3 separate regions of the Mus musculus genome follow, and all the other regions are linked to region 3. The links are chromatin loops, found by intact Hi-C in ENCODE. Cell type or tissue: heart. All regions are shown on one strand. Links, peaks and the distances in the headings refer to the core of each region. The heading gives the core; the rest is flanking DNA. Region 1 holds the start of Kcna5 (potassium voltage-gated channel, shaker-related subfamily, member 5). Region 2 overlaps Ntf3 (neurotrophin 3). Region 3 holds the start of Ntf3 (neurotrophin 3).

The links. A loop is a pair of places that touch in the nucleus more often than their neighbours do. Peaks named below come from ENCODE experiments on the same cell type or tissue, not always from the same donor. Only the 100,000 strongest peaks of a DNase experiment are listed, where the experiment ranks them.
Region 1: a loop joins it to region 3, with 8 times the contacts of the local background. A loop is called at or near these places in 2 of 42 quality-filtered maps.
Region 2: a loop joins it to region 3, with 4 times the contacts of the local background. A loop is called at or near these places in 6 of 42 quality-filtered maps.

The regions. Positions count from the first base shown.
Region 1 is chr6:126,530,605-126,540,698 of GRCm38, forward strand. It overlaps Kcna5 (potassium voltage-gated channel, shaker-related subfamily, member 5), which reads right to left and starts at 4,951. Exons shown (of 1, transcript NM_145983.2): 1 at 1,947-4,951. The coding sequence starts at 4,559. The coding sequence ends at 2,751. In heart, for the core only: no CTCF peak of the experiment used is centred there; DNase peaks (open chromatin) are centred at 4,037, 5,007 and 6,587; H3K4me3 peaks cover 2,835 bases; H3K27ac peaks cover 3,193 bases; H3K27me3 peaks cover 1,404 bases.
Region 2 is chr6:126,102,305-126,112,398 of GRCm38, forward strand. Ntf3 (neurotrophin 3) reads right to left here. Exons shown (of 2, transcript NM_001164035.1): 2 at 1-219. Among named protein-coding and RNA genes, the nearest start is that of Ntf3, 58 kb to the right of the region's middle. In heart, for the core only: no CTCF peak of the experiment used is centred there; DNase peaks (open chromatin) are centred at 3,947 and 5,267; H3K27ac peaks cover 977 bases.
Region 3 is chr6:126,158,271-126,168,364 of GRCm38, forward strand. It overlaps Ntf3 (neurotrophin 3), which reads right to left and starts at 6,690. Exons shown (of 2, transcript NM_001164035.1): 1 at 6,460-6,690. The coding sequence starts at 6,477. In heart, for the core only: CTCF peaks have their summits at 3,681 and 5,099 (motif pointing right); DNase peaks (open chromatin) are centred at 4,331, 5,051, 5,741, 6,671 and 1 weaker place; H3K4me3 peaks cover 4,178 bases; H3K27ac peaks cover 3,936 bases; H3K27me3 peaks cover 1,585 bases.

The sequences.
Region 1 (10,094 bases), core at 2,306-7,305, 370 kb after region 3:
ACACATGCAAAAACATCAGTCTTGCTTTCTCAGTTCCTCTACTCAGTCCCTAAGCATGCATGGAACAGTGTGCCCATTCCCTGAAGACTCTAAAGATGAAGTCCGTTATAAATGGGCCAATAGCTTATCAAGCCCTTGGATGAATCTAAGTCCTGAGGGCAGCTCTGTCTGCCACAGCTAATCCTGCCTATCTGTTTTGCTTTGCAGGGAAGGCTGAGCCCTAGGGGTTACCTCTCAGATCCAATTCCCAGGCCAGTGCCAAATCAAAAAACACTAGCTTTCAAGGTGCAGAGGTGACTCCATGAAGCAGGTCTCTGGCAGATGCCTTGCTTTTCAGCATACTGCAAATTGTAAACCAATAGGATCTCTTATGCATACTCCCTAAGCTTTAGTGTGCACTGAAAACCAGCAGAGCCAGGCTGCCTGGTCCTACTGTCTCCCTAGTAGATCTGCTATTATGAAAAGAGTCCTTGAGTAGAAATGACTATGGGTATTCAGACACTGGTTTATTCTATGCTATCTTATTTAAATCCACAATCCTCAGACTTAAACTTGGTGGATTAAATAGGGAGACCCAGCCACAAATCCCCCGGGTCATCTTGAAGTGGGAATGGACCAGTGGTACCTTCCCTGGTGAGGCTGCAGAACAACCAGCCTGCTGCATTCACTAGAAAAAGCAATAGCAAGAATTCAGACAGCTCAGGAACCCAGAGAGAAATTGCTGTGGGATTATCCCACAAGCCACCCAGTTGAAAGAGAAACAAAGAGATTCATTCTGAGTTGAACGATTATGAGAGCGAACCCACAGTTTGTCCTTTAACTGGAACAATGAAACCTTTCCATACTCCCCGCCATGAAGACATGGCTCCTGTGGTGAACAGCCAGGAACTCTCCCTGAGTGACCTTCATCAGACTGTGATCCTCTGAAAGGGCTTGTCTGTGAGCATCAGGCTTGCTTCTTTGAGCTCCCTTGAGCAATTAACAAGAAGGACTTGGGACTTACAGTAAAGGAGACAACCTTGAGAAACCCAGAGCCTGGGACTATAAGAGGACAGCTGCAGGGCGGGGCTCATCACCCTTTTCCCTTAGCCTCAAATCTAGAGTCTGTGTTGACAGTAATAGGCCCACATCACACACAGCCTAGACACAAACAATCCATCTATCATCTTTCTAAGCCAGTGGTTTTCAGCCTTCCTAATGCTTCGACCCTTTAATACAGTTCTTCATGTTGTAGTGACCCCCAACCATAGAATCATTTTGTTTCTACTTCACAACTGTAATTTTGCTATGGTTATTAATCACAATGTACATATCTGATATGCAGGATATCTGATATATGAACCCCCAAAGGGGTCTCCCCCTAGAGGTTGGGAACCTCTGTTTAAGCTCAGTGAGATCTATTAAAAAGAGGATGCTGGACTAACCTGTGTCCATGGGATCACAGAGACTGACTCCCCAACCAAGGAGCATGCAGACACTGGAACTAGGTGCCCTACACACTTGCAGCAGATGTGCAGCTTAGCTTGGCATTCATGTGAGTCCCCTAAGAGTCGAGCAGAGACTGTCTCTGACTTGGTTGCCTCCCTTGGGATCCCCTTCTCCTAGCTGGGCTGCCTGGTTAGACCTCAGTGGGAGAGGATTGCACTTAGTCTTGCTGAGATTGGCTGAGAAGGCAGTCCCCTTTCCAGGAAAAGAAGAGGGGATAATGGGAGGAAGGATTTGTGAGGGCAGGGCTGGGAGGAGAAGGGGGCTGTGATCAGGATGCAAATGAATGAATGAATGAATGAATGAACAAATAAGTAAATGATGGGGGGTAGGGGGATGCTGGGCTCCCTGAGTTTTCTAACCCTGTCAGAGCATTTGCACTGACAGCGCTCATACCAGACAGCAAGTGGCAGACTTCACTGATTAACATGTCACACCCTCAGCAGTAGACAAACTAACACTTGCCCGACAGAGTCACATTTTATTTCCTGCTATCAAAATGAAAAGAATGAATTCTCAAAAGCCTTCTTCCAACATCCTTAAAATGCTTCTGTGAAGAAAGTCACAGGATATGTTTAAGGGGAATAAAAAAAAAAGCAGGTTTGCTGCTCTTCTAGAACATTCTCTACCTTAGACACAAAGCACCAATAGTACATCCCAGAATAATGGGAGGCTTGGGAACACAAACTTGAACAACTTCTTTAGTGTCTCTGCCCCTGGGTTGTCCCAGGAAATGATGACCCCCCCCAAGACTTCATAATTCAAAGTACATCTTAAGAACACACCCAAATATTCTTCATGTGCACTGCTGTACAAAATGCACTCGTCAGCCATAAGAATAATATTTGCCATATACAAATATAATCACGTGTAAAGTAAATTTGGAACACAGGAATAGAGAGGGCTATGGACTCTCTTGGGATCTGAGCTATTTAAAGTCAATTTTGTTTGAGTTATCCCTCTGCTGGGTATAGAAAACTGGCTATGAATACATCCATCTTACAGTGAATGCTCACCACTTCAACGGCTCCTGCGTCATGGAATGCGATACTTTTTAAAAATAGGTGACCCTTGGTGTTATGGAAAGGGGGGGGGATGGGGAAGTTAGAGGGCAGGAGGGTGGGAAGGGTAAACGGGGAAAGACAGGATCCGGACTTTGATGGGTGACCAGGTGGGCTTAAATACTCTATGGTGTAAAGCAGATAAGCAAGCTCAAGAGGAACCGGTTCCCAGCTCTGCTGTTGCAAGTCTGCCTTGATCTCTCTTTACAAATCTGTTTCCCGGCTAGTGTCCAGACAGAGGGCATACAGAGACCTTCGCAGGTCCACGTTGCTCTTGGCCTTTAGGTGACACTTTTCTAGAGGACAGCTACCCCTTCTGATACTGTCAGTACTCTCCAGGGGTCCCCCAGTCTTGCAGAAGGAGGCCTTGCTGCAGCTGACCTTCCGTTGACCTCCTGTGTCCAGCCCAGACTCCCGCCTCTGGATGCCTTGCTCTTCCTTCAGGGCAGCCTGCTCCTCGTGGTCTGTCTCCCGATGATAGAAGTAATTAAAATTGGAGACGATGACGGGCACAGGCAGAGCAATGGTGAGGACCCCAGCTATGGCGCACAGTGAGCCCACAATCTTGCCCCCTACAGTGATGGGCCTCATGTCCCCGTAGCCTACAGTGGTCATAGTGACTACTGCCCACCAGAATGCATCCGGGATACTGGAGAAGTGCGACCCCTGATTGTCTGCCTCTGCGAAGTAGACAGCGCTGGAGAAGAGGATGACTCCGATGAAGAGGAAGAAGATGAGCAGCCCGAGCTCCCGCATGGACGCCTGTAAGGTCTTACCCAGGATCTGCAGTCCCTTGGAGTGGCGGGAGAGCTTGAAGATTCGGAACACCCGGACCAGGCGGATCACCCTGAGGATGGCTAGGGACATGGCCTGCTGCCCATTCTGACCACCACCCCCTGGTTGTTGCTCTGCCAGCTCGGTGCCCAGGGTGATAAAGTAGGGGAAGATGGCCACAATATCAATGATGTTCATAATATTCCGAGAGAATTCTGCCTTGCTGGGGCAAGCAAAGAAACGCACAAGCAGCTCAAAAGTGAACCAGATCACACATGTGGTCTCCACGATGAAGAATGGGTCAGCCAGTGTCCTAGGCAGGAGCGGAGCCACTGTGGGGCCAGAGGAAAGGACACCAGAGCCACTGCCATTTGCCCCTGGGGCAGGGGCTGGGGGCTGCGGCGGCACTGGGGGGTGGCGTAACAGCTCCCGTTCATCCCTGAACTCAGGCAGAGTCTCCAAGCAGAAGGTGATGATAGAGATGAGAATGACCAAGACCGACACGATGGCAATGGCTCTTGCTGACCCAGAGCTTTCTGGGTATTCGAAGATAAGCCACACCTGGCGCTGGAACTCATTGCGGGGCAGGGGCTTCTCCTCTTCCTTGATGAAGCCTTCATCCTCCCGGAAGCGCTCCATGGCCTCGTCCCCCAGCTGGTAAAAGCGGATCTCATCTGCAAACACATCCAGGGAGACATTGACCGGCCTGCGCAGGCGGCCCCCAGACTGGTAGTAGTACAAAATGCCATCGAAGCTAGGCCGGTTGCGGTCGAAGAAGTACTCATTTCTCAAGGGATCGAAGTAGCGCAGGCGTTTGACTGGGTCCCCCAGGAGGGTGTTGGGAAACTGCGCCAGGGTGCCCAGCTGCGTCTCAAAGCGCAAACCCGAGATGTTTATGAGGACCCGCTGGTGATGGAGTGATCCTGAGTCCTGAGGAGCCTGGTCCTCCTCCACTGTGCCCAGGCCAGGGTCGCCTTCTCCCTCCTCATCCTCAGCAGATGGCCTTCTAGGCTGTGGCAGCTCCTGAGGCATAGGGGGCAAAGGCCTCCCACCCTGGCCCGCATCCTCGTGTGTGGCGCGCCTCCTCGGTGATGTTTCTTTGGACTGATTATTGAGTCCAGCCGTCGGAGGGCACCCACACTCTCCCCTGGGGCTCTGCACACAGCTTGCCCCTGCCTCCCCTCCTCCTCTGAGGGTCATGGCACTGCCGTTCTCCATGGGCACCAGGGAGATCTCCATGGCCCGGGGGCAAGGGGCATGCTGCGCCCCCAGACAACCGGTTCCCACACCCCAACTCACGCTCCGCGCCTCGCGGTTTCCTCTTCAGCCGAGGGCCCCCGCTGGCTCTAGGCTGGCTGGGGTAGCTGGCTGGATCCCCTTGGCTGGTCCTGACGTCAAGAAGCTGCTGCCCCTGCTCCCTGCCTCTCTCTCTCCCTCTCAGTGTTCTGGCAGCTGGTTACCAGGCAGCAGAAAAACCTCCTTCCAGCAGATGCAACCTCCAGCAGCCCCTCTCTGGCTGAGCTCCCCGGCCTCCGCCCTCTGTGGCTCCCTCCTCTCCTCCTCCCCCTCCTGTTTCTCCTCTGGGGACGGAGTCAGAGAGTGTCTCTCTGGAGGGTTCAGCTGGGGCCCCAGCAGCAAGGACAGGAAGGGGAGGAGGAAAAGAGCCTGAGGAGCGAGGAACAGGTTGTACCAGGAGCGCTGAAAACTCCCAGGGCAACAGGATGAGAATAGCTTCAGGATCTCAGATCACCTGGGAATGCACAGAAAGCGGAAAGGGGACTCCAGGGGGTGGGAACTGCTTTAGATGCAAGGGGAAGGCTTGTAGCTGAGTTCCAGTGAGTGGAGAAGAGAGTGCTCTGGGTGTTTTTCTTTTAGAGCAGTGCTTCTCAACCTTGCTAATGCTGCTGCAACCTTTAACACTGTTCCTCATGTTGTGGTGAACCCCACAACGGTAAATTTATTTTTGTTGCTACTTCATAACTGTGATTTTACTATTGTTATCATAACATAAATGGAATTTGTTACTGAAGTGTAATGTAAATATTATTGGAAATAGAGGTTTGCCAAAAGGATTGTGAACCACAGGTTGCAAAACCAATGCTTTATAGATTAACAGCCTCTCTCTTTGGGAAAAATGACACTGCAGGGGAGCAGCGAGCTGTGTGTGTGTGTGTGTGTGTGTGTGTGTGTGTGTGTGTGTGTGTGTACTCTGGAACTCTTCCAGTCTATCTACAGATCCATTGGAAGGTATGAGACTGAGACCTCACAGCACCCCCTTAAGCCTGCTTTTCATCATCCAGACATTGGTGATTTGATCTGCTAGTATGGAGCCAGGAGGAGTCTCAACTGAGAGAGAAGCTGTCTGGTCTCCTGCCTCTGCATTCTTCGCCATCCCTCCAGCCTCCTCACCTAATCCTCTTTTTGTAAAATGCACAGTGAGAAAAGAGAATAAATCCTGGTGGAGAATAATTGTGCACGGGAAAGCTCTAAGCTAGCGACTGCATAGAAACCTGTGTAAAGAGGAGGCAGAGGGACTTATTTATTGCTAGTATGTCCAGATCATTCTGGACTTGTGTGTTTTTGCATCAGCTTACTTTGTAAGTACTAGGACTACCTTCAACATACAAAGAAACTCAGGCACAGATAGATTGACTACATTGTATATGGAGGCCACAGAACTTGACTACATTGTATATGGAGGCCACAGAACTAGAAAGTATCAACGCTGCAATTCAAACCCAAGTTGCTGGGTTTAGGGAGCTCGCTTCTTTCTCCCCTCCCCACATCTGGCCTGAGGCCCTTCTTCCATTGCAGGAGGCAGAAGAATGAGTAAGATAAAGATTGGGTTCTAGGCTGGGATGCCAGGGTCCCTCTCTACACTCTGCCCTTGTCTTTAGTCTCTGAGGCTGTTGTGGTCTCCAAAAGCCAAGGGGAGGATTTTTCAAGGTCTGTCAGCCAATTCTAGATACAGCTTCCTCCAGATGTTTTTTGTTTTTACATTGCTGGAAAGTTGCTGTAATTCAGAGTGTCTGATTATATTGTCTATTTTCTTTTCCTGCATATTGTTTGAGATTCTACTCCAGGGATGTCACCACCTATTGTCTGTGAATGAGTCTACAAATACAGGTGCTTTGGAAACTTGAGGCAAAGTTTGTTGAAACAGCAAAGGCCACACAAACTTGCGTTGCCTCTGGAAATGCAGAGGATGTGACTTCATTAGTGGATTTGTACAAGAAGGTTGCTGGGAAGTGGGTGTGTGCAGACATTTGGCTGCATGTGACTTCATGTAAATGGTGTTAGCAGAGATGCAAGGATGAGGATTGAGTGTGGATGTGACAGGTGACATGAGGGGGTGTCAGCAGCCAGCGTTACGACATTGCACTCGCCACTCCACAGTGCCATGGTTTATTAATTCTTCATTTACTAAGGAGTTGAGGATCTAACCTAGGACCTGATACATACTAGGCAAGTTTTCCACTACTGCCTAAAACCTGCAGTGAGTTAGGTGGCTCCATGCTGGGATCATGGTGGGTGAGGTTAGAGATGTGTTGCCTTATATCTTATCATGGAATGATACATCTTGTGCATACGAAGGAAGATGGATATTGATTCAGGTGGGCCACCCTTGAGCTCCCTAGGGGGGAGAGTTCTCAGGAGCTGGGACCTTTGAGAAGACTATTCCTGGCAGAATAAGAAGATAGAACATAAGCACATTAGTCAGGCCTCCTTCATTCTAATTTTGTTTCTTACACACTTAGACACTCCCCCAGATTTCCTGCTGAGTTGCCTTCAGGTGTCACATGTGGCAGCCACACAGGCAAGCTGCTGAGACCTCCCCCCATCATGAAAGACCTTTGTTTTTAGCTGACTGAAAGGGGAGTTAGCTGACAGCCCCAGCAGGATCCTTAAGATCTGGCCTCTGCACTGCAACCTGACAAGAGCAAGACTGGCATTGCAGCCTGACTCTTCCTGCCTAAGAGATTCTCGCATCTCCCTTCACAAGTGACAGCCCAGCACCGTGGTCTCAAGACTGTCCGGCAGAATGTGGATTCCCAGCTGTTGTCCATCAACACCACTCCCAAGTCCACGTCACACGACTGCAGTGAGTGAGTGTGCTTTTCTTTCCACTTACGGATCTGTAGGAAAAAGGATGCCTTCACAGCAGAGCAGTCTCTGAGGTGCTGTGGGTCTTAGACTGCAACTTTAGACAAAGCTCCTGGGTGGTGCTGATGTGGTACTGATGTACCTGCCTGGAAGTCACCCCCTTGAATAGCAACCTCATTCAGATTAGGTCCAAAGGATGACTCTCAAGGAATTATTTGCAGCACCTCATTATTTTCCCAGAATAAAATGTACAGAGGGGAAGAAAGCAGGGTGGATTCATAAGACCGATCCTCTAAGACCATAGGAAGCCTTGGCAAGAGTGCAGAACCAAACAGAGGAGAAGTTATAAGAACAACATTTAAATGAAGGGAACCTGAAGCTACAGGAGAAGGGACAGTGAAATTCAGAGGAGAAAGCATACTAAATGCCAACTTGGTTGATCCATTATTCATTGAGAACCAAGAACAGGAGGGCACACCATTCATTAATTCTGGCACTTGGAAGGTAAAGGATGCATGATTGAAAGTTCAAGGGTAACTTGGGCTACATAGCAAGGCTTTCTCTTACAAAAACACTTACTAAGTCAGACATGATAGCACGTACCTGCAGTTCCAGTACTTGAGAGGTAGAGGTTGGAAGAGTAAGAATTTAAAAGGCCACCCTTAGCTACACAGACAGTTCAAGGCTAACCTAGTCTACATGAGATGGCTAAGTGAAAACTATTTATTTTTTAAAATTATTTATTATTATAAATATTATGTTTTTATTATATTATAAATATTAATTAATAGTAAGTAACTATTTATTAATTAATTATCTACTACCTGCAAGCTATTTCTCCAGGGTGTAGGTAATGTATTAACAACCAGGGCAAACCTCCTTTGCAACCCTTTAGTGTAACACCTCAAGAAAGGCAAACGCACTGGTGCCTAATTTTACATCGCTTTGTTTAATTCCAACTTGGAGAGGTTCCTCACAGAACATAGGGCGCTGTGAGAACAGTGCGTCCCGTGCTCCTTTTGGAACCTAAAGAGGCTTCCCTGAGGTAGTGAGCAGAAGAGGACTCTTTAGATGGAAGGAAGGCTAGGACTTCAGACTCCAGAAAGAAAATCCCAGGCCTGACTTAAAGACCAGAAAAGAAGTTAATGGAACTGACAGAGCCGACTGAGGAAGGGTTCTGAGAGACCGGCCATGACAGAGCAGACCGAGGAAGGGTTCTGAGAGACCGGCCATGACAGAGCAGACCGAGGAAGGGTTCTGAGAGACCGGCCATGACAGAGCAGACCGAGGAAGGGTTCTGAGAGACCGGCCATGACAGAGCAGACCGAGGAAGGGTTCTGAGAGACCGGCCATGACAGAGCAGACCGAGGAAGGGTTCTGAGAGACCGGCCATGACAGAGCAGACCGAGGAAGGGTTCTGAGAGACCGGCCATGACAGAGCAGACCGAGGAAGGGTTCTGAGAGACCGGCCATGACAGAGCAGACCGAGGAAGGGTTCTGAGAGACCGGCCATGACAGAGCAGACCGAGGAAGGGTTCTGAGAGACCGGCCATGACAGAGCAGACTGAGGAAGGGTTCTGAGAGACCGGCCATGACAGAGCAGACTGAGGAAGGGTTCTGAGAGACCGGCCATGACAGAGCAGACTGAGGAAGGGTTCTGAGAGACCAGCCATGACAGAGCAGACGGAGGAAGGGTTCTGAGAGACTGGCCAGCCAGGTAGACAAAAGCCAGTTCATGAAGAGCAAACAGGCCATGTTTTTACGATCTCCCTAGCCCAGGGCTTTCCTCCACACTTAGGTACACGTCTTGTGTCTCTGTTGAAGCAACTGTGTTTCTGTACCTCTATTTCATCTCTCCCATGCTTGATTTGATCCCTCCCCTCACTTTCCATCACTTCCTCTAAAATATGCCATTGTCTTTATGCTTCAGGTGTATGTGAGCACCTACATTTGGTTTCAACTATGCATTACTGATCATCTTCCATTTATCTATCATCTATCTATCTATCTATCTATCTATCTACCTAGCTATAACATATTAATATACAGGTAAATATGTATATAGGTAAATAAGAGGGGTGAGGAGAGAGAGAGAAAGAGAGAAAGAGAGAGAGAGAGAGAGAGAGAGAGAGAGAGAGTACACTGAAGATGGAACTTGAACCAGGCCATGCTTTGCTAACTTCTGGCTTCTTACAGAATTATACATCATGCAAGCTCTATGCTGTAAATTGTAATGAAGACACATTGATTGCAGCTGAACTAAGAAGAAAGCAGTTACTCTTTCAGGAGAAAGGGAAAACTGAGGGACAGAAGCAAAGGTCATATCTAACAATAGCTATTATTATTATTTATCAATTCCACAGTGACTAGGGAGTTGATAAATGTAAGCGCCGTTTAGATGACCAAATAGGGCAAAGAGTAAATTAGGTTTGCTCTGACCCTCAGCTCAGGTTATACATTACTAAATTATCCATTACCAAACAAGCCACATCAATTTTGTGGGTAAAAACAACATTATGGGTAAAATGACAAAGTAGAATGATGGGGTATGCAATTCATTTCCTATTGTTTGAGATATAGTCACTATCTATTATGCTAGTATAATGTTATTAGATTAATATATGATGCAATCCCAAACATGGAGACCTACATTTTCACCTAGGTCAGGAG
Region 2 (10,094 bases), core at 1,855-6,854, 57 kb before region 3:
TGCTTTGGGCAGGGTGCTCTGGTAATTTTCCTTAACATCCACCATCTGTTTGGAAAGCTTGTTTTTCAAGATATCCGCCTGGATCAGCTTGATGATGAGGGAATTGAGAGAGTCTTCCGGCAAACTCCTTTGATCCATGCTGTTGCCTTGGATGCCACGGAGATAAGCAAGAAATATCACATAAAACAAGATGGACATCACCTTGTTCACCTGTAAGATCTGAAAAAAGGAAACACAGGTGTTAACAGCTGGCCGGAAGAGCCCCTGTCATTCTGGCATCAGCCACCGAGGCTGACAATCTGAGAGTGAGGAGAGGGTACCACCAGTCTAACAAAGCACCGAAACTCCTCCCTGTTATTTAGAAGGGGCGGGGTTTCCTCGCCCAGCCCCTGAGAAACCCTGGGGAATGCAGCACTGGTCTTCTGATTGCTTGCTTCCTAGACTGACAACACTAATTGTATTTTTACAAAAGATGTCTGCATTGTTTCCTCAGCCTCCTGCTGTGCAGGGATGATGTCTTTAAACATCCCTGGAGCTCGGGAAGCTACTTGGTCCACTCTACTGAGACAACTGTGAGGACTGCATCAATGTATCTCTGGATCGGCTCAGAGCCTCTTAACTTCCTCCAGACATGTAATGGTATCAGTCTCATCCAGAGGGACATACAAGGGCTGCGAACCGGGTCTGTTGCTGATTTTAAAGTACAGCATCAAAGAGAAGCTCCTTCCTGGCCCTGCTACCCTTGTAAGCAAACACAAGACCACTAGGCACCTGCTGAGAGGGCCTAAGTCTCAAGGTTCTCTGCCCGACTCCCAGAAAGACACCTGTCACCAGGACACCCCTCAGAGGAGCCACCAACTCCTTGCAATCCTTGCAGAAGACAGAGATGCAGCAAGACTCAGCCCAGACGATGGCCCCACCTGCTCTGGGTAGCGAGGGTTGGGATGTTCTCTTTTTCCTCTTAGGGATTTTCAGTTTCCATTATACCTATTGCTTTTCACAGTCCTCCGTCTGACTCCACCATCTCCCGTTTGACGTGGCACTTTAACCCACCGCACCATTCTTCTGTTACCATAACAGAACCTGAGCACAGGGCTCCTGGCGAGTCCTGGAGGAATTGCAGTGGGATCTGGAAATCTTCCCCACTCAGCTCGCCTGCACTAGGGCCAAGGTGTTTGTGTTTCCGGAAGGTTAGCCCAGGAGGGAGACTCTCCGGTGGAAAGATAGCTGTGCTGGTGACCCTGACCTGGCAATCCCCTCCCCCCAACCCCAGAGCATTCAGTCTTTCATCACCGCTGCTGCCACCTCAATGGCCCCATGGGCATTTTCTCTTCAGAGTCCTGTTTTAACATGGAAAATAAAACCCTTTCCCTTGGTTCGGTGTTGGTATTTTCAGAAAGATGTTATAGAATCCAGGGGGAATACAAAGGGAACAAACAAAGGTTATGCAGGCTGTAGAAAAGAAGTCCTGATTCAGAACCTTCATTGAGGAGCCCGTCCCTGGAGATTGCCACACTGCCTCTCTCCCCATCTCCTCTGAAATATGGCTTGCTCTCTCATCCCCAAAGGCTAACAGTGTCCCAGGCATTAACATCTTCCCGCTGGCTCCTGACCTGCCTCTGTGATAAGAGGACCATCTTCCTTTCCTGAGAACTACTCTCAGGGTAACAGACTCCTTCAAGGTCAAAGCTAAGGGAAGGGTTCTACCATGGCTGCCTACCCTAGAGACTGCTCCAGGAATTGCGTTATCCCAGGAAAATGGTTCCCACAGGGTAATCTCCCTCCCATTCTGCAGGAAAGTGACATTTCCGACAATCTTCTAAGACTAACAAAACAAAACTTAAGGAACACAAAATAAAGGACATACAAGGAGCTTGAGCCCCTACCCCTACCCCAGGCCAGCTGCAATAAAATCATTTGAAACTAGAAGTCTTTCCAAAAAATAAAAATAAAAACAATTTTTCAGATTGTCCCAAAGCCTGGACCCTATAAGTATGAACACACAAGGATACTGTTTACAGGGCGACAAATCAGGGATGATGGATGTGTGGGCGGGGTTCCAGATGAAGTAAGAGGCCATATAGAGGTTGGCAAGGTGATTAGGAGGATGGTTGGACAAGATGGATATTGGATGGTACAGTGGACTTGGGATAAAAAAAAATCTTTGTGGTGGGAGCCTGAATTTTGAAACAAAGGTTAGTGCTAAAAAGCTTCCATCAAAGGCTGGAAAGCTGACTCTGCAGCTGAGTGTCCTTGCTGTTATGTTAGAGGACCCTTGTTGGGTAGTTTACAACTATAGGTAGCTCTAATTCTAGGGGATCTAACAGCCTCTGCTGATCTCCATGGGCACCGGCACACATGTAGCATGTGCATATACCCTCATGCAAATAAAAAGAAAAGCAAATCTTATAAAAAATAAAAATAAAAAGCACATCTAGCCTCATGCCTTCCCTTGCGCTGGTCAGCTTTCAGTTACTGTAACGAATACCGAAGAGCGTTGGTTTATTAAGAAAAGGTGAAGGTGTTCTTGGGCTCATAGCTTTTGAGGTTTCCGTTCATCATGAATTGGTCTTGTTGCTTTGGTTCTGGTGATATGGCAGAAAAACTGTGCTTAAGTGAAAAAAAATCAATCATGGTCTGGAGAAAAAAAAATGTGGGGTCTGGTAGGGGGAGGCAGTGGAAAGGAGGAGAGAGCAATACCCCAGGTGACAGAAAGATCTCTCACAAGCTTTCAGCCCCCGCTGAGCCAGGACTGAACCTTTCCTGCATGGACCTTTGAGCGAAACTCCAGGTATAGCCTATAGCTATTTTACACAGAGAACCTAACAGGGAGAGGTGATGGGTGTCTTCATCCTCTCACCCTGACTTCCGATCACAGTTGTATTGGGCTCCCACATCCCATACTCCAATCTGATTCACTATTGTCCTGCTGCCGGAGCAAGCTCTGTGACTCACGGGTAAGTCCTTTCCGTTTTCATGGTCACTTCTGCTGACATTGTTCTCATTCCTCGCTGCTGCCTTCACAAGCCGGCCTCACTCTGATGCGCTCCAATTACCCTCAGTACCAGCAAGCATGCTTCCTTTGTGTTCTCTCAGCCTGTCCTCCAAATGGCTGCTCTAGTAGGTCCTGCATCCTTCATAGAGCAGTGGAGGTGAGCATGGATCTCACCCATCCCCTCATCTTGACTCTTGCTTACCATCAATCTAGTGTGGAGTGACTCATGAGAGTATGTCACGTGCTGACTGCTAAGTGTTTCTCAACTGTTTGCAAGGCTCTCTCAGATCCTAGCAAGCATCCTCTAGACACCGTTTGGTATATTTATTCTCCCTCCCTCCCTTCCTTTTTGGAGAAAGCAAGCCCAATAATAATGGGACAAGAATTTCCCCAAACACACGAAATTGAGGCTGCAAAGGACTCTAGATACGTCATTTTTACAGATCAGGAAACTAGGGCCTAAGTGGACTGCAGGGGAGAACAGAGGACATTTGGTTCTTGAGCTCAACAAGGCTTCTTCATGAGCAGGTAACTAAAAGGACACAGTCAGACAGGCAGCGAGTGTACTAGAAATGGTAGTTGGATATGAACTTGAGTTGTCTATGGCAACCTGTGGGCTGCGCTTGCTCCTGCTGTATGCACGCACAGAGAACCAAGCATCTGGAAAATTCCTCTTGCTACATCTGGCTCCCAGCAGTCTGGACCAGCATGGCTGTTCCGGTTGCCGTTGCTCACCCATGCTTGGAGCTCAGAGCAGCCGTGCTGCTTGTAGGAGAGAAGGAGCAGCAGGCCTCGGATGTGCAGGAATGGGAGATTAGGGAAGCAATTGTGGGAAGTCAGAGAGTGAGGTTGTGCTTATGCCGGCCATGAGAAAAGGCAGAGTGGGATCTCTGGTTCCTTTTAGGTCAGCGGTCCCTTCACTTCCTACTGTGTCTCTTGGGTTAGGGTTTTCCCCTGGGGGACTGTTTCCCTGGGGTGGGGCCTGGAAACAGGAAGGCAGTGTCAGCTCATTCTAGGCCAAGCACAACAGGCACAACTTTTGCTCATGGGGACTTTGCTAATGCATCAGCTACTTTAGTCAGCAGCTTCAGCAACTGCCCCACTGTTCTTATGAGTGGTAGGTAGCCTCTTCCACAGTGGAGAACCCTGTCTTTCTAACCCACACACCCTACGAGCCCAGCCTATGGCTCCACACACTGCAGAGTTGCAATGTCTGCTGACTGAATGGGCACTGACACCAATCAAGACCTACCCAAGGCACGGCTTACTGGCCTGAAATCCCGCATGGGCTTCTGCCAAGCCTGAATTGGAAGCCAATCAACTCTGCCTTCTTTTCCCAAAGAAAATAGAGGCCTTGGCTCTAAAGCAGCCATAGTCCCCAGGCTCTTCTGGGCTATAATTAGAAAAAGACCTGTTAAAGACCTCAGTAAAAACCCCTTCCTACCCTCTCCCCAGTGCCCAGTCCCCTGCTTATGCTCTTCCAAGATCCCAACCAGCAGGCACATGCTCTTTTCCTCACTTAGCAATGCTTTCCCACATATGGTGTTTTCTCAGTCCCTGGAGCAACATTCCTAACAAGGTTTCACCATCCCTCAAAATACTCAAAAGAGAGCAATTTCTGATTCCTCCTTTTTGGCTCAGTTTACAACACACACACACACAGAGGGTTGCTGGCTATTCAGCAAGTGTCTGAAACGGAAAAGGGAGTGGGGACACAAGGTGGTAGTGCACTGGAGACCATAGCAGCCTGCATCTGTGCTGGCACTTGCCGAGGTCAAGTTTCCCTACCCAGGAGGTGACTTCTGATTCATGTCTGCCAATCACTCTTGTTGAACATTCATTGAAAGTTCTTTTTCTGTTTGTTTTTGTTTTGTTTTGTTTTGAACTCGCATCCATCAGTCATTGCACAAGTTGATGGGTTTCATTATGACATTCTCATCCACCAACACAACGTATTCTGAGCATCCCCACCTCTCACTACCCTTTCTTGTCCATTTCCAAGTAGTCAGCCCTTCTGCTTGGAGATCTCTTCGATATGAGAGAAGCCATGTGATATTTGTCTTTCCAGGTCTGGCTTCTTTTGCTTAACATGATGATTTGGCAAAGTGACAGATTTAAAGCTAAGTGACAAAGAGAAAAGGAATGTGGTGGAAATACTAAATTAGGGACCCTATAAAAGGCCAGCTCAGCTTGTTCCCCAGCTCTTGACTGCAGATTGATCCACCCTGGCTTTGTTCTGGTCACAGGTCCTGAGGCTTCAGAACGAATCTACAGAGTCACACAAAGATGTTCTGACCTCTGACAAGGCTGGGAGGTTGGCCAGAGTGGGAGGCTGATGAAGCCTCCAGAGGAAGTTATCTGTTAATCTTCCAAAGGAACTGGAAGCAGGGATGAGGAAAGAGGGTCAGAGTAACTCAAATGCACAGCTGACACCCAAAGGGAAGGCCCCGAAGATGCTGGTGATCAATTTAGACCCCAGTATCTATGGGGGTTGGCAACCTGGGAACAGGACATCTGAATTCAAACAAAACACACAAGCCAGCTCTCTGGAAGGAAGACGAATCCAGAGCCGACAAGGGAGGGCATTGCTTGCAGAAGGTGATGGAAGGGAACTTGAAACTGGTGTAAGAGCAGATGAGTGATAAACTCACATCCATGGGGCTGGGGGAGTTTCCACAGTACCTTCAGCTTTCCCATGTTGCTCTTCACTGGTGCTGTCCTGACTCCCTCTCAGCACAGCTCTTCAAGGGAGCTGGTCACTTTCACACTCCCTGCCTTACAGTCTACAAAAAGGAAATGTATCTCTGCCAGCTTAACACAGTTGAATGTCCTACCCCTTGCCCCACCACTCAGATAATTTAAAGGCCTGTTAGTAGTGAGGTTGTATAATTATTACTGATTTAAAGAAGTATAAGATTACCCAATGGGGAGAAAGTAGGAAATTATTTGGGATGGTCACCTTACATTCTTATATGTCTTTCAAAAACAATTTATCTCCTAGAGAAGGTATAATGAAATGCCACTCCTCACTGTCTATAATGAAATGGTGCCCCTCACTGTTAGTGTAGCACACTCTGATATCTGATGTTGTTTAGTTGTCACAGCATGGCAGTGGGATGCAAAAATAAAAACTTAACAAGAGAAATGAAGAAGGTAAGGAAGAGAGCTGTGATGAAAAAGAGCCAAGAGACTAGCCCAAGAAGAAGCGAAGGGATGCTTTAGATGTTCATGGAAAACCCAGAGGTGTGTCTGCAATCAAAATGAGAATTACTGTACACTCTCTGCCTGCATTTGGTGGGAACACTTCTGGGGACCCCTGAGAGCTAAGCAGGTCAGCATCAGCAAGTGAGCGCAGGCTGGCCGGGGCCGGGGAGGTGGATTCTTAGCCTGTTCTTTAAGATCAGGTTCTGCATGGGTGCTTCCTGGAAAACCTTACAGTCGCTGGGTATGGTGGCTCACTCCTACAATCCCAGTACTCTGAAGACCAAGGTAGGGGGAGGAAGGGTTTGAGGCCAGCCTGAGGGATGTAACTAGACTTTGATTTAAACAAACAAATGAACAAACAAAACAAAAGCAACGCAAGAAGCCTCAACATCTCAAATTCAGGATTTGGAAACTGGTTGGCAGGGTTGATTATTTCTGGGAACAAGGTACAAGGTCTGAAATGGGACAAGCAAGAACCTCTAGGTTCATGATTCGCTCAATTCCCAGTGACAACAGAGATCACAGCCAAGTGGAGCTAGATGTCACATGCTGGACTGAAAGAAAACAAATCAGAGACACCCCCCCCCCCAGAAAGCTAACCCATCTCCCAAAGTACCAAATTGATCTGTCCCAGGAACAGGCCATGAGAAACAGAACCCCTTTGTGGACTCTGCACTATTCGTTGGTCTCTGACCCCCCCAGGAAAGCTAACCACGTGGAGGAGAAGGAGGGAAACCAGGAGTTCTCTGTGCACAGATGCTTGGGAATTCCTCATTGTCAAATGTGCACCTTCCTCAGGCCCCCAGGCAGTGTGTGATGGAAGGTATGGCACATGTCAAAACAATGTGCACTGTAGCACTGAACAGGAAGGTAGCGTGCTTACACCGGGCCAGGAACACTCTGGCTTAGCCTCATCTTGGCAGAAGATCTAAAGGATGCCTGGTAGGCTCATAGGAGGCCCAGGAAGCTCCAGTTTACTTTATTCTCTACATCGCTCATTCCACAGTCAGAGGGTGGACTAAAGAGAAATTATAGAGAAAATGAGTCCACTCAGCTCATGGTCACAATGGGCTTGCCTAGGAAGTCTGGTTCTGGTTTAGACAGTCACTCCTACTGACACTTTGAACAGACTTGTTGCAGTCACAGGACTGTGCACACACATGTATATGGTACCCGCCCCCTTGATAAGGATGGATGACTTATAATTAAGCTACTCTCTTTCTCTCTCTGCCTCCCTCTCCCTCCCTCCCTCCCTCCCTCCCTCCCTCCCTCCCTCCCTCCCTCCCTCCCTCCCTCCCTTCCTTCCTTCCTTCTCCCCTCCCTCCCTCCCTCCCTCCCTCCCTCCCTCCCTCCCTCCCTCCCTCCCTCCCTTCCTTCCTTCCTTCATTCCTTCCCTCCTTCCTTCCTTCCTTCCTTCCTTCCTCCCTTCCACACTGTCTCTCTCTCTCCCTCTCTGAGAGAGTAACGTTAAACCCATCACAGTACCAAGGATAAGCTCTCTGCCTCCAGCTCTCAAGTGTCAGGATTACAGGTGTGTGGTACCACACTTGGGTTATGTACGTCCTGTTGTGGTGGCCTTCATTCTCAAGGCTTCACGCAAGCTAGGCAAGTACTCCGCAAACTAAGATACGTTCCCATCACTGCTCAAGCTTTTTCAAATCATTTAATTTACTGTTCCATGTTCATTTGGAAGAAGATGATTTTCTGTGTCTGGGGGTAATTCCATTTTCCAAGGGCAAACACATATGAGGAAAGATGCTACACACCAACAAGCTGAGAGAAAGTGGGCACTGGAGACTAACTTTTGCCTCAGAAAATAACTTTCTCACACTGACATTTTTATTTGAAGTCTATGCCTAGTGTCTGCATTGGGCTAATGTTAATCCCCTAGTTATGGGCAAGTGCTAGGTAATGAGAAGGAATGCCTTCACGAGTGGGGTGGCTGCTGAGAAGTTGCTCTGTGATAATTACAAGGAATTATAATTACAATGAATAACAATGAGATGAATAATAATGAAGACGATGCTAAAGTATCCATCTTGTCTACCCCTCAAATGACGAATCACAGGTCCCAAGAAGAAAGAAGCTGCTTAAGGGAATTCACAAGGCTTCTCTTCAATACATAGGCCTCTCTTCTCTTCCAAACCAAGACCACAGCTAGCTTGGCAATGGCCATTTTGATTTCTGCCTTAATCGTGGTGGCAGAAGAAAGGCTAGGATCAAGAAACCATCCTGGTTTGGCCTGGAGAAGACTTGGCTGAAGAGAATGTGGTAAGATGGCAGGCTTCCTCCTGTATGCTTGGTGAGCTGGCTTGTACCAAGCATAGTCAGTCCCTCACAGAACCCCTTACCACAAAGCCAGCCTCCTTCCTTGGGGATGAGACATGGCGCATTGAGATGTTGTGGTTGTCTTAGATCTCATACCCTCTGCCACCCGAAGACCATGGAAGCCATAACTACGATTTACGTGGCTTGGCATCTCTTTTCATTTGGCGAGTGTCTCCCCTTGCGCTCACTGTGGTCACCATCACTCATTCGAACACTTTTACAATCTAGGAGGCAGAAGCAGAGGAGATGTCTGTTTGATGATTTTATGAGTCTGTTCTCACCCACTCACACAGCAATGCTGCGATATGTGCACAGGGAGAAAACCAATCGTTCATCCAAGTGAGTGCGAGACAGGCACTTACTAAACATTAGGACTCCAATCCCAAACAGTCTAGTGTCTTTCTGGGCACCGGGGTGAGACTCAAAGAACCAGCCCAGAGCTTCTCCTCTGAAAGCAATTTTGGCACAAACACACTGAACTCAAAGCTGTGTTTAATCACAGACACAAGTCACAATAATCACTTGTACTAACTGCTAACCTTTGGTGAGCCTTCCCATATGCTAGACTTTGTGAGACACTTTGCACGGATAATCTCAATTAATCCTTCTAGATACGATTGTTATCCCCACTTTGCAGCCAAGGAAACTGAGGCTCAGAAGGATTAAATAATTTCGCCCAACATCACACACCCATTGAGATGCAGAGCCAGGATTTAAACACCCATCCAAGTGACCTCACAACCCTAACATTCAGCTAAGATTGCATAATTCCTCCCACTTAACTCTGAAGCCAAGGCACCTGTCACTTTTTCGAAGCAGACTGGCAGCAACACTACATTGCTTTCAGTGCTCCTTTCCATGTTTAGAGAGAGAGAGAGAAAGAGAGAGAGAGAGAAAAAGAGGAGGCATTCTAGCCAGGTTCCCTGAACTGTCAGGAGGACATTCCACAGGCTGAGGCTGGCAACCCTGAATCAGAGTGGCTAGAAAAGATTATTCATTCAGCTAGTAGCTCATAGTCTTGAGTATTTGCATTTTCATTTTTCAAAGTTGAAATATTAATGGGAACAAAGACCAAGTGCCTAGGAATTCCTAAAAAAAAAAAAAAAAATCCCGAACTAGAGATGTAACTTAACTGTCGAGTGCTTGCCTATCACATGCAAAGTCAGAGGCGCAATCCTCTGCTCACTTCTAAATGGGCTAGAATTTCTAAGATGGCATGCTCTGGACTCGTGGTTTTCATAGATTGCAATATACTTGTGAGAAATGAAATTTGAAAGCATGTGAGCTCTAGCATGTTTCTTGCTTTGATTGATTGATGAGTAATTGGTTGATTGATTGATTGATAAAACCATCTATGCCACTAACCAGGTTTGGGGCTAGCTTGAGAGAACCACCGATGAGCTGGGCGGTCTCAGTTCCTAGCAGTTTCTGCTACTTGTATTTTAGGCAGGTCAGTTGTATCTTACACACATGAGATTTGAGTCCACACCTGCTAAATACCTACCATGTCACCCAACACCAGTGCCAGCTCCCACCAATACACACTTTTCTGAGCATCCTTGGTTAA
Region 3 (10,094 bases), core at 2,807-7,806:
AAAAACAGGAGCTCCTTAGAATGTGCCAAGGCACGCTCCAAGTAAGGCATATTAGCAAAGATTAAATAGGCCAGGATTAATGTCGAATCTTAGGGTGGTGGAGCTGGGATGGTGGCTTTGAGGCCTGAGGTCTTCTACTAATTCAAGCCCTTCCCTTACAGTCAGGGAAATCACAGCCTGGAGAGAATATTCAGGGTTGCATAGCAACAGCTAATTAGTGACAGAGCTCAGTTAAAAGCTTGATCCCCATATCCATGTCAGCAGGCCACCTGCTGCCTCATGTTGTTTAAGACCACCTTGTAATGAATAGGGTCCTTTGAGGCCAGTAAGCTACTTAGTTCTTTGCTTCATTTGAAAACCACTTGTTCAGATGTCTTCTTTGGTGATGTTGCCAGATAATGAGCAATCATAACAGAGCAAACCACAAGTCTATCATGGGAGGAGGCCCAGAGTTCTAGAGACCTCAGTAGTTCCTAATCAATATGGTCAGAGGAGCACTCTGGCAGATAAGGAAATGAACAAATAGCAAGTGCAGCCTGGTCAAATAAAAATAACTATATATATCTCCTTAGTATGTGTAGGTAACATTAGAGCTCGCTTCGCAGAAAACTGTCAAAATCTCTTGGACTACCTACATGTGTGTTCACAGTTTGAAAGTGAGAATTCTTAAAGAATATGTACATATTTCTTAATATTTTGATTTTATATATATATTTTTTTTCTTTGTTTTTTTTGTTCTTTCTTTCTTTGTTGTTGTTGTTGTTGTTTCTGTCCTGGCTTCTTGATCTTTAGAAATTTCCAGGGCAAGGATGAGGTAGTATTTACATTGGCCCCACACTTCAAAGCTAATAATCCCCATATGCAAATGATCTGAAAGAAAACTGCTTCTTTTTTCCATAGTAAATAAATTTGATGACAGTGAAATCAGAGCCAGTGCCCACATATGTGTCCACCAGTAGCATAAGCTCTACAAACATTTTCTGCCCTTCCAGGATAGCTCCTGCATTAGTGTGTCTTCCAACGCGCGTGCGCGCGCGCGCGCACACACACACACACACACACACACACACACACATGCACGCACACACTGTGATCTCATAAGCAGGTGCTGGCCCATGAACAAAATGTATCCACTGGCCTTATCAGCAACCCCACATGGGCTTTTCTCCAGTAAAAGATTTGGTCCTTTTCCAACAAAGTCAGTCTTACATAAAACTCTGTCCAATAGCCATTAGTTCAGTATTCCCAATGTCAAAAACTGCCTGCAGCACTAATGAGTAGAACAGCAGCTGCTGAGGTCTTGAAACAGTGGTGGGTTTAAAGGATCTTCTATGTCACCCCCAAACCCCTTCTCTCACTTCCAGCCAGCACCTGGATTTGCAGCTCCTCTGCTTAGGGTGGGAGCCTTGGAATGGCTCAGGAAAAGGTCTGCAGCCTGCAGCAGAATGGCTTGCTCAATTAGGCATCCTGAGTGGAGGGGAAGAGGAAAGGCCTGAACATCTGATCCGATCCGTCTGGGAATGCAAAGGCAGGGATGGGAAATGTTATGTAATTAAACTCTCCTAGCCTGTCCTGCTTGGGGAATGAGAGACCCATCAGCAGTGACCTCTTCCAATCAACTTAATTGGCCCAATCTCGCCAAAAAAAGCAAAAGAATTGGTTTAGTGCCTCATGGAAATAACTTAGCTCCTGACTATTTATGGCCACTGAACTCCAGGATGGGAGCCTTGACTGGGAGCCAGGAGTTGACAGTGTGTGCTAACTTCAGGGAGGACTGGGATGTTTCAGTGCCTCTGAGCCTTTATCCCTGTCTTGGTGGAAAGTGGCTGTGCCCACTTGCTGCAGTGGGCATGCAGCATTTCACGGTTCCAAGCCCCAGGGTTCTCTTCAGGCAGACCGGGGCCTGCCAAGGACTTATCATCTAGGAAAACACAGACCTTGACAGTAACACAGGGTGGCTGGACTTTGCTTCCCTCTTACACAAACGATGGTGTTGCCAAGAACAATTACCATGCTCTGTGTTTTCAAAGTCACATTTGTTTTGGCATTGTAGTTTGCAAAACGGATGCTAAAACAAAATGTGTCTGAAAATTAATAACGGATTCTTGTATTGCCTTTCTTCCTGAGTAATCCAGAGACATATCAGACTTCCCGGAACTAAAATCTAACTTTACCAGCCTCCAGTTTATGGACAGGTAGTAAACTCAGGCAAGCCGTGGGAAAACGATATAATTTGTTTGTTTGTTTATGTGATGGGTAAGCATCGGAGATGTGATGTTATCCAGAAGAGACAAAGATCCCATTTTCCCAGTGACAGACAGATACCCGCACCTGAGTCCAAGTGGATCGAATCTCTTTAGACCACAGCTTTTATAAGTGGTCCCTTTGAGCTCTGCCAGGTAAAGAGGAATACATTTTCCTTCTTACACAGCCCTCATCAACATGCACTCCGTAGAGAGGGGCAGGGAGAGTCCCAGACATCAGAAAACCATTGTTCCGAAGTAGAGGACTAAATGCAGGCGCTTCCAGCTGTGAGTCTACCTCACTGTTGTGCTCTCAAAAAATAGGGGCTGGAGCTGTGTCTAACATCAGCTGTTTCTCAGAGAAATGAACTTCCTCGAAACACTGAAGGAGAACTTCAAAATCATACAGTTTCAATCTCATGCATTAAAACTGTCACTAGCCTAATAGTGTCCCACCCAGATGCCCTCGCATGGTCAGGAAGGGGTTCCTTGTCAGCTGGCCCAGGTGAACGATGCGATGCGTTTACCCCTAAAGTAATCTTCCTCCTGCTTTGGCCTAGTTACTTCACACCCAAGTGAACCCAGTGAGCTCCTTCTGCCGCTCACTCCGGAAACCCACAGATCTTCTTTTATGCATACCTTTTGTTCTCTTAAGGCACAGGTCTAAGCATCCAAGACCAAACTTCTCCCTTCCCCAAACCCTCAGAATCCCTACAAAACCACACAGCATACTCCTTCACAGGGTTCATCATGTTATGTGCATCTCTCCATCCAGTTGGTGAGTTTTCTCATGCTTGCTGTTAGCCTCCAGCAAGCCCATAGAGAAAAGCATTAGCACATACTCAGCTTAGCTTTAGATCCACAGAGCAGAGAGCCTCAAAGCCAAGCAAGCACTGCCAGCCTAGCCTTTCATGAACATCACTGTACCTTTCCCCAGGTCCATGTTTCAAGATTCACATGGGCTAGAAAAAGGACATCACTCACTCCATCCTGAAATGGATCCAGTTCCTCCCCATCCCCCACCTCACACCCACATATACTATTCCCAGCCTAGCATATACTCCATGCTAGCAGCAGCAGCACCCTCCAGCTCCCTTCCCATCCACAGAGGTATCCATCACCCTTAACCTCTCATCACCCCCTTTTACAAAACTACAGATATATTTCAAGTCAGCTTCCCTTTGGCTCCCATGATCCAGAAGAAAACTCCACAGATGCTGCCCTCTCTATTCCTGGCAACGCTGTAACAGTCAGCTGAGCATGGAGAAGGAATTTTTCCAAGGCAGCGTGCCATGCCTCAGCACCCAACAACGAGCTGAGCATCCAGGAGATGTCCCATTAATTTTTAAAAAATAATAATCAACAATAACTGGTGGTAACGTGTCCATCTACTAAATGAGAGAGCCCGTTATACAGTATTGTGCAATGTGCATCCTTACCACTTGGCGTGCAAAAGGATTTCTTTACTCAAGAGTCTTGTGCAGGCTGCACTTCCTGTCACTGGACCCTGTTCCAACACACAGAGGAACTTTCCCCATGAATGTGTAACCCTCATTCTAAGCCTTCCAGGTCCCTTCACTGGAAGGTGGAGAGGCAAAGCCATCCTTGCTTCCGTGCACTATTCTCTACATGAATGCCGGAGCCCATACTTCTTTATCTTCCATGTGCCCCAGTGCTCTTCCAGTCAAACCCTAGGGCTGTCCAAGCCTAAGGAGGGAGTTAACAGTCTGCTCTCCTCAGATAATCTCCCCCTTACATCCCTTTGGTCATCTTCAGGCACCCAGCCCCCACACATGTCCACCTTCACACACACACACACACACACACACACACACACACACACACACACACGCAGCCCAGCCGCCCTCCCACACCACACCCAGCCCATGTGTCTGTGCAGGCACGCACAAGCCATCTGTCTTCAGCACACTGCACTTCTCCAGCTCTGACACCCTTCCCAGACACAGATTTCTCATTAGCTACACCTATGTTCCCACAAGCTCTCATCTCCTGCTATGCACACAGATGCCCAACACGCAAGCTCCTCACCCCTCCCGGGCCAGCCAGGCTGGAGGAAGCTGGAGAAAGCTCCACCCCCAGGTCTACCCTCCTGCCCCAACGCCCCTCTCACTGAGACGCGAGAAAGCCCTCCCAATAGGTCTCTGGCCACCCAAGGACCAGGTTCCCTTCTTGGGAAATCAGACCGGATTCCTACAGATCCAGTCTTCTTAAGGCCCTCTTCGACATAGCCCACACCGAAGGACAATCCTATTTGCTCTCCCAGAGGGGAACGCCGGGAAAACTTTCTTCTATCCTTATATACAGCTGCCTGCAGCTCTCTTTTTCTCTCTCCACTATCCCCTAACGCTACACTCGGGTCTGCTTGATTCTGAGTCACAGTTAGTTGGGTTTATATCTTCTAGATTCCATCTCTCAAATTTCTTTGAGCGACACGCCAGGATCAGGGGAGACGGGCTAAACTGGCAGAGTTCGGGCTATTTAGAAAACAGAACCGACTGTAAAGCTCCCCGGTACAACTAACGTTTAGGGAAGTGTCCTTACATATTTCCTCGGCCGCTGGTTTGTAGTGGAAAGACATCACTTTACTGAAAAGCAGGTTTGTCAACACACTCCTTAAACCCACAGAACTTCCAGCCTCAGACTCTGCGAGTAACACCCACCCTTACAGTCTCCCTTCCCCTCCCCCAGCAGGTCCCCGCCCCCAACCTCTTCACACTCATAAACAAGTCCCGGCTCAGGGGCTCCAGCTCACTAGCTAGCAAGCCGCCTGCTCTGGCTGGGACCGCGTCCTAGAGCAGCCGCCACTCAGACTCTCAACCTGCTACCCGCCGGCCGCCAGAGGTCGGGGTCAATCCGGTGGGTGCTTCCCAGACCTGGAATACGGGAGCCTCGATTCCAGTTCCCGCCTGCGACCTCTCTAATCAACTGTGTCCACACCATTCGGTGCTGGAGTCCCAGGAAGGTGCATCTGAACGCCGCGGAAGAACGCCAAAATTGCGCAAAGCAGTAGCGCCTCTTGGATGCACACCCACTCACTCCCGAAAGCGACAAGGAAAAAAGTCCTCCCCAGCCCTCCCATTCCACACCTTCAAGAGTGCCAAATTTCATTAGAAGTATCCACCACTGTGCAGAGCGCCTTGGTGGCAGCAGGAAACAGTCCAGTTTGCTATGTGTTCTTTTAACTCCGACCTAACTCTGAGGGTCTCTGATGTTCTGGACCCTTCCCATACTACCTCTTGGGGCGGGGGTGGGAACCCTAAAAAGGACTCCGAGAAACTGGCACCAAATCCCTACCGATGGCCCCACCCCGGTACCCACCGTTCCATGGCCGGGTCCCAGACCCACAGGCTGAGCGCTAGCTCCAACATCTGCGCGAAGACCCAGGGTGGGAAGCCATTGGGTTGGCGCTGGCCAGAGTAGCCCAGAGCTAGGGACCCTCTCAGAGAAAAAGCTTTATGTGGGACAACAACGCAGATACGCACTGTTGGGCTTAAGTCCCAACTCCCCCCAACCTGAGAAGTGACGGTGCGGGTCCTGAGCTTTGCAGCCCCTCCCCCAGCCCACGCCCTGCCGGGCTGTGTGTTGGAGCTGATGAACGTTGCCCGGTGGCCAGCGGGGTGCAGGGCACAAGCCGGGATCCTGGTCTCTTCCAAGCCCCATTTTTGTCTGCTACCCGCTTTTATTATAGGATGCGCGGGAGTCTTCTGGGGGAACCAGATAGGAGGGTCGGAGGTGTGTATGCATGAGGTGGAGTAGGATGGTGATGTCCAGAATCCCTTTCTTGCCTTTTCGTGGTCCCCATTTTCCCTCGCCTCCACCTCCTTCCCTTCCCAATGCAGGTTTGTTAAACCTGATCACTTTCCCAGACTGAGGGCGGTTTCTTGAGCAGCCAGGGGACTAGAGAAAAGAGGAGGAGGAGGAGGAGGAGGAGGAGGAGGAGAGCCATATCCACGCGCGCACAAGTGTGCATGCATGTGGAAGGAGGGTGGTGGTAATTGCGCCTAGGCCTGGGCAGATTCGAGCTCAAACTTTGGGGAAGGCACAAGAACCGAAAAGTTAGCGTGTTGCGCGATGGGGGTGGGGCTGGGTGCAGAATTGGGGCCCCCCACGCGGATCCCCAAGAAAATCTCCCCCACGCGATTCCCCCACCCCCTCCGGGACCTGCCCACCCAACGTGCCCGCCACGTCCCCTTACCGTGGCAGAAGTAACCATGGCATCCGTGTGACTATTTCCAGGGACGTCGACATGAAGAGAAAGGTGGACTCGAGTTCGGTCATTCAGTCTCGCCCACCCCTGCCGCAGCCACTACCCAGCGGTGGGAAAAAACGAGGGGAAGAAAGAAAGAGGGAAGAAAGTTGCGCCGGGCTATCTCGCGGGGCGGTGCGCGGAGCTGCTGGGTAAGGAGAGGAGCCTTCAACTCTGAGTCCCGTGAACATAATCTGAGCGGTTATAACCAGCCAACCCGGCCAGATGGCTCCGCGCTCAGCGCCTTAACCCCTTCCGCGCCAAGCCCCCTAGCCCCGCCCGCAGTGACTTGCAGGCCCGCTCCCTGGCATTTTGGAGTTTGCTCTCGAGACCAATGGGAAGACCTAGTCATTTCTCCTAGTCCACTTCAAAGGAAAACAAACGAACGAACAAACAACAAATAAGCCCTCTCAAAATAGCCTACTCTTCATTATCCCCTCTTTTGACCTTCCCTTTTAGAGATGGGGAGAAGGAGCCAACAAAAAACGTTTGATTTATCATTATATTTTACACGTAAATATCTTCGATCTGTCTTATTCTTGAACTTTTTCTTTTAAGGCTTCCTTCCTTTCTTTCTTTCTTTCTTTCTTTCTTTCTTTCTTTCTTTCTAACTAGGCAGATGAAGGCCTTTCTTGCCCCTTGGCTCAGGAAAGCTTGAACCTCAACCTTAAACTCTGTCTCCAAACCTCAGACCCTTCTGTCTTTGGATCTCTCTCCACCCCCTATTAAGCCCCCCCCCAGCCCCCCCAGGCCCTCACAACAACAGGAATCTGCGCATGAACAGTTGCTTGCCTGCCCTCGAACTCCTCAGTCCTGGGGGCAGCTCACAAGGCACAGTTAGTTCAAGCTGTCTAGGGAGGTTAAGTTGCTGAGGTACGGTGAGGGTGGGAGTGCTAAGCAACCGAGGAAGGGGTGGTTTGCGTGTGCGCAGAGTGTGCGTGAAAGAAAAGGAGAGGTATGAGCCAAAGCCCCACGTTCTACACACTCCCTAACTTCTCCACCCCTTTCTTTCAAGGTAGGAGCCGACCCTGGAGCTGAGCATTTGCCCAGCACTCGCCGCTTTGTACAAAAACAATTTGCCCAGAAGAAAGGGCAAGCAAGGCACCCCTTCCTGACTCCCCGAAAGTAGCGACGCTCTCTTGCACAACCGCTAGATTCATTCGAGGAAAAGATCTCAGGGTGGAGGCAAGGGTCTTATTTGTAGATTATTTTAGCTATTCATTAGATTCCCCCCCCACACACACACACACTTGATCCGAGCTGATTCTCTCAGATTTTACAGTGGTCAGAGCATCTAGATTTTGCTCAACTGCGGTCCAAGAGAAATGAAGGGGGAGGGGGGAATCCTAGTGGTAAGGGGAACCGGAGAACCAGAAAGTAGTACACCATTGCTCCTTCATTCCCTCCCCCATTCTTGCAAGGTGGAACTCAAGTCCAAGTGCCCCCTCCCCCCGCCCCCACCTCTGCCACTCTCCAAGTTGCCTCCTGTCAGGACATTTGACTCACACACAGCAGGAGAGGCGATTTGATAGTCCACCTCTTCCTTGCCTCCTAATAAAGTCTGATAAGCAACTCGCAATGTACTTTAGCAAGGTTCCAGGTTCAAAACCTGGAAATTCCTTGGAGATGCATAGGTTTGGTCCACACCCAGGAGTGCCAGAATTGCACCCACCGGTTAAGGCTGAGAGAAGCTGCGGGGCGAAAGGAGGCCAGAGAGGATGGAGAGTCGGGGGCTGCATACTAGATAGATTGTACCTGCCTCATCATTATCCTGGCTGACGGGGGCTGCCACATCGAAAATGGCCTGCAGCACCCACAGAGGCCCACCAAGGACGTCACCTCCAACGATCCCTTTGAAGGACTTCCCTCCTGCCAAAATATCTTCTTCTTCCTCCGGATCCGATCAGGCTGCAGAGTTTTCCCCTTCACCCTGCCACACAGCACTTTGGAGGTTTGGCTTGGGCGTGCTCTGTGAGGTTCTGGTTTTCTCGCGGTCTTCTGGCCCGCCCCTGCCCTCCCCCACTTCCCGCACTTGCCTCCCCCCACCCCTGCTTTCCCCCTCCCTTCCCGCCAGTCTCTCTGCCAGTGGAGTTCTAGGGGCTCATTTCTCAAGCTCCTGGTCCCGGGGCTCTACAGACTGCAACCAAAGAGGTGCTTGATTCTCTGGGAAGGAAGGAACGGGTTAAATACACGTGTGGGCTGCACCGCCGCCGGCTGCTCCCCGGTCACTGGCGGTCTGGAGGGAGGAGGGGTCTACGAGGGGCAAGCTTAAATATGAACAGTCAGAAGAAAAGGCAGCAGAGTTCGAGACTTCGATTTGTTCTGCAGATGCGGTGCACTAGCTGGCCGCCTCCCTTTGCCAGACCTGGGCGACGTCAGGAAGAGTGCATTGTTTCCAACTCAAGGGTGCAGGAGGGTCTGTCTCTGCCTGCAATCAACAGGCCTTGTAATATGAGAGGTGACACCTTAATCTTGCCAAATATGTGCGGTGTCTTGGGGGGAGGGCGGAGAATGGGGAAAGGAGAGGGGAACAGGGAGAGACTTAGGCAACAGCTGAGAGCAAAGGCTGCACTTTTGTAGAAGAACTGTGATCCACCTGCCCCCACCCCGACCCCCACCTCAACCCGTGGAGACCGCTTATCCTTTTCTTTATGTAAGACCTGACTAAGGATTTTCTTCTTCTCCTTCCTCATTCTTTCCAGCGAAGGGCTAAAGGTCCTCTTTGCCTTCAGGATACTCTAAAGGCATTTTGAATTTCTAGGAGTTCAGAAGTCAAAGAAAGATGCAGGGCAGAAAAAAAGAGGCAAAAAGGCACACTTGTTTATAGGCAGATAAAAGACTGTCAGAATTATAGCAACTTCTAGACAAACCCAAGTTTCTAACTGGAGAGTTATAGTTTTTGTAGAAAGACTCACGCTAAGAGTCATATATGTAGCTAGAGTTACTAGCATATAGGGCAGGAAGCAATAGAATGTGTACACTCCATGGAAAACAATGTCTTCTGTTAACTGAGTCGTGGACTCTCTAAACAGATGCTCTGGCTTTGGCCACCAATCTGTTGGCAGTCCCTTTGGGTCAATGGACTTGATTTTTCTCCTTATTGTATCTGAAGACCCTGGTTCCTGAAAGCAGGGTTTTGAAAACCCTCTCTCCTAAGGCAAATTCCTAGAGCTTGCCTTGGGCCTACCCTTATCTTTTGTAATAGCGCCACAGTGTGGTTGAAACTCTAAACAGAAAAAAAGGAGAAGGTGGAAAAGCTTGGAAAACTGCATTTACTTCTATTGCAGTTCAGTGGACTGCCATCCGCTTACCTGGAGTGGAAAGGGTTTCTCATGCAGCAATAGTGTGTGTATGGTGAATATTGACCCAGGAAATGAGAAAAGTGGTCCCGTTTGACCTGTAGGTGACAAAGGTACCCTTCATTATGCAGTTAGCCTTGGCTCACAGAGCTAGCTAGACCTCGTGTTGTTTCTTTTACTTGCCTTTGTATAAGTAGCGTGCCTTGGCGGATCCTAAAGTATCTCTGAGTTGCCTCTGTTGCTGGAGGGTCCTAAGGCTGAATAGCCACAACACTTGTGCTTACT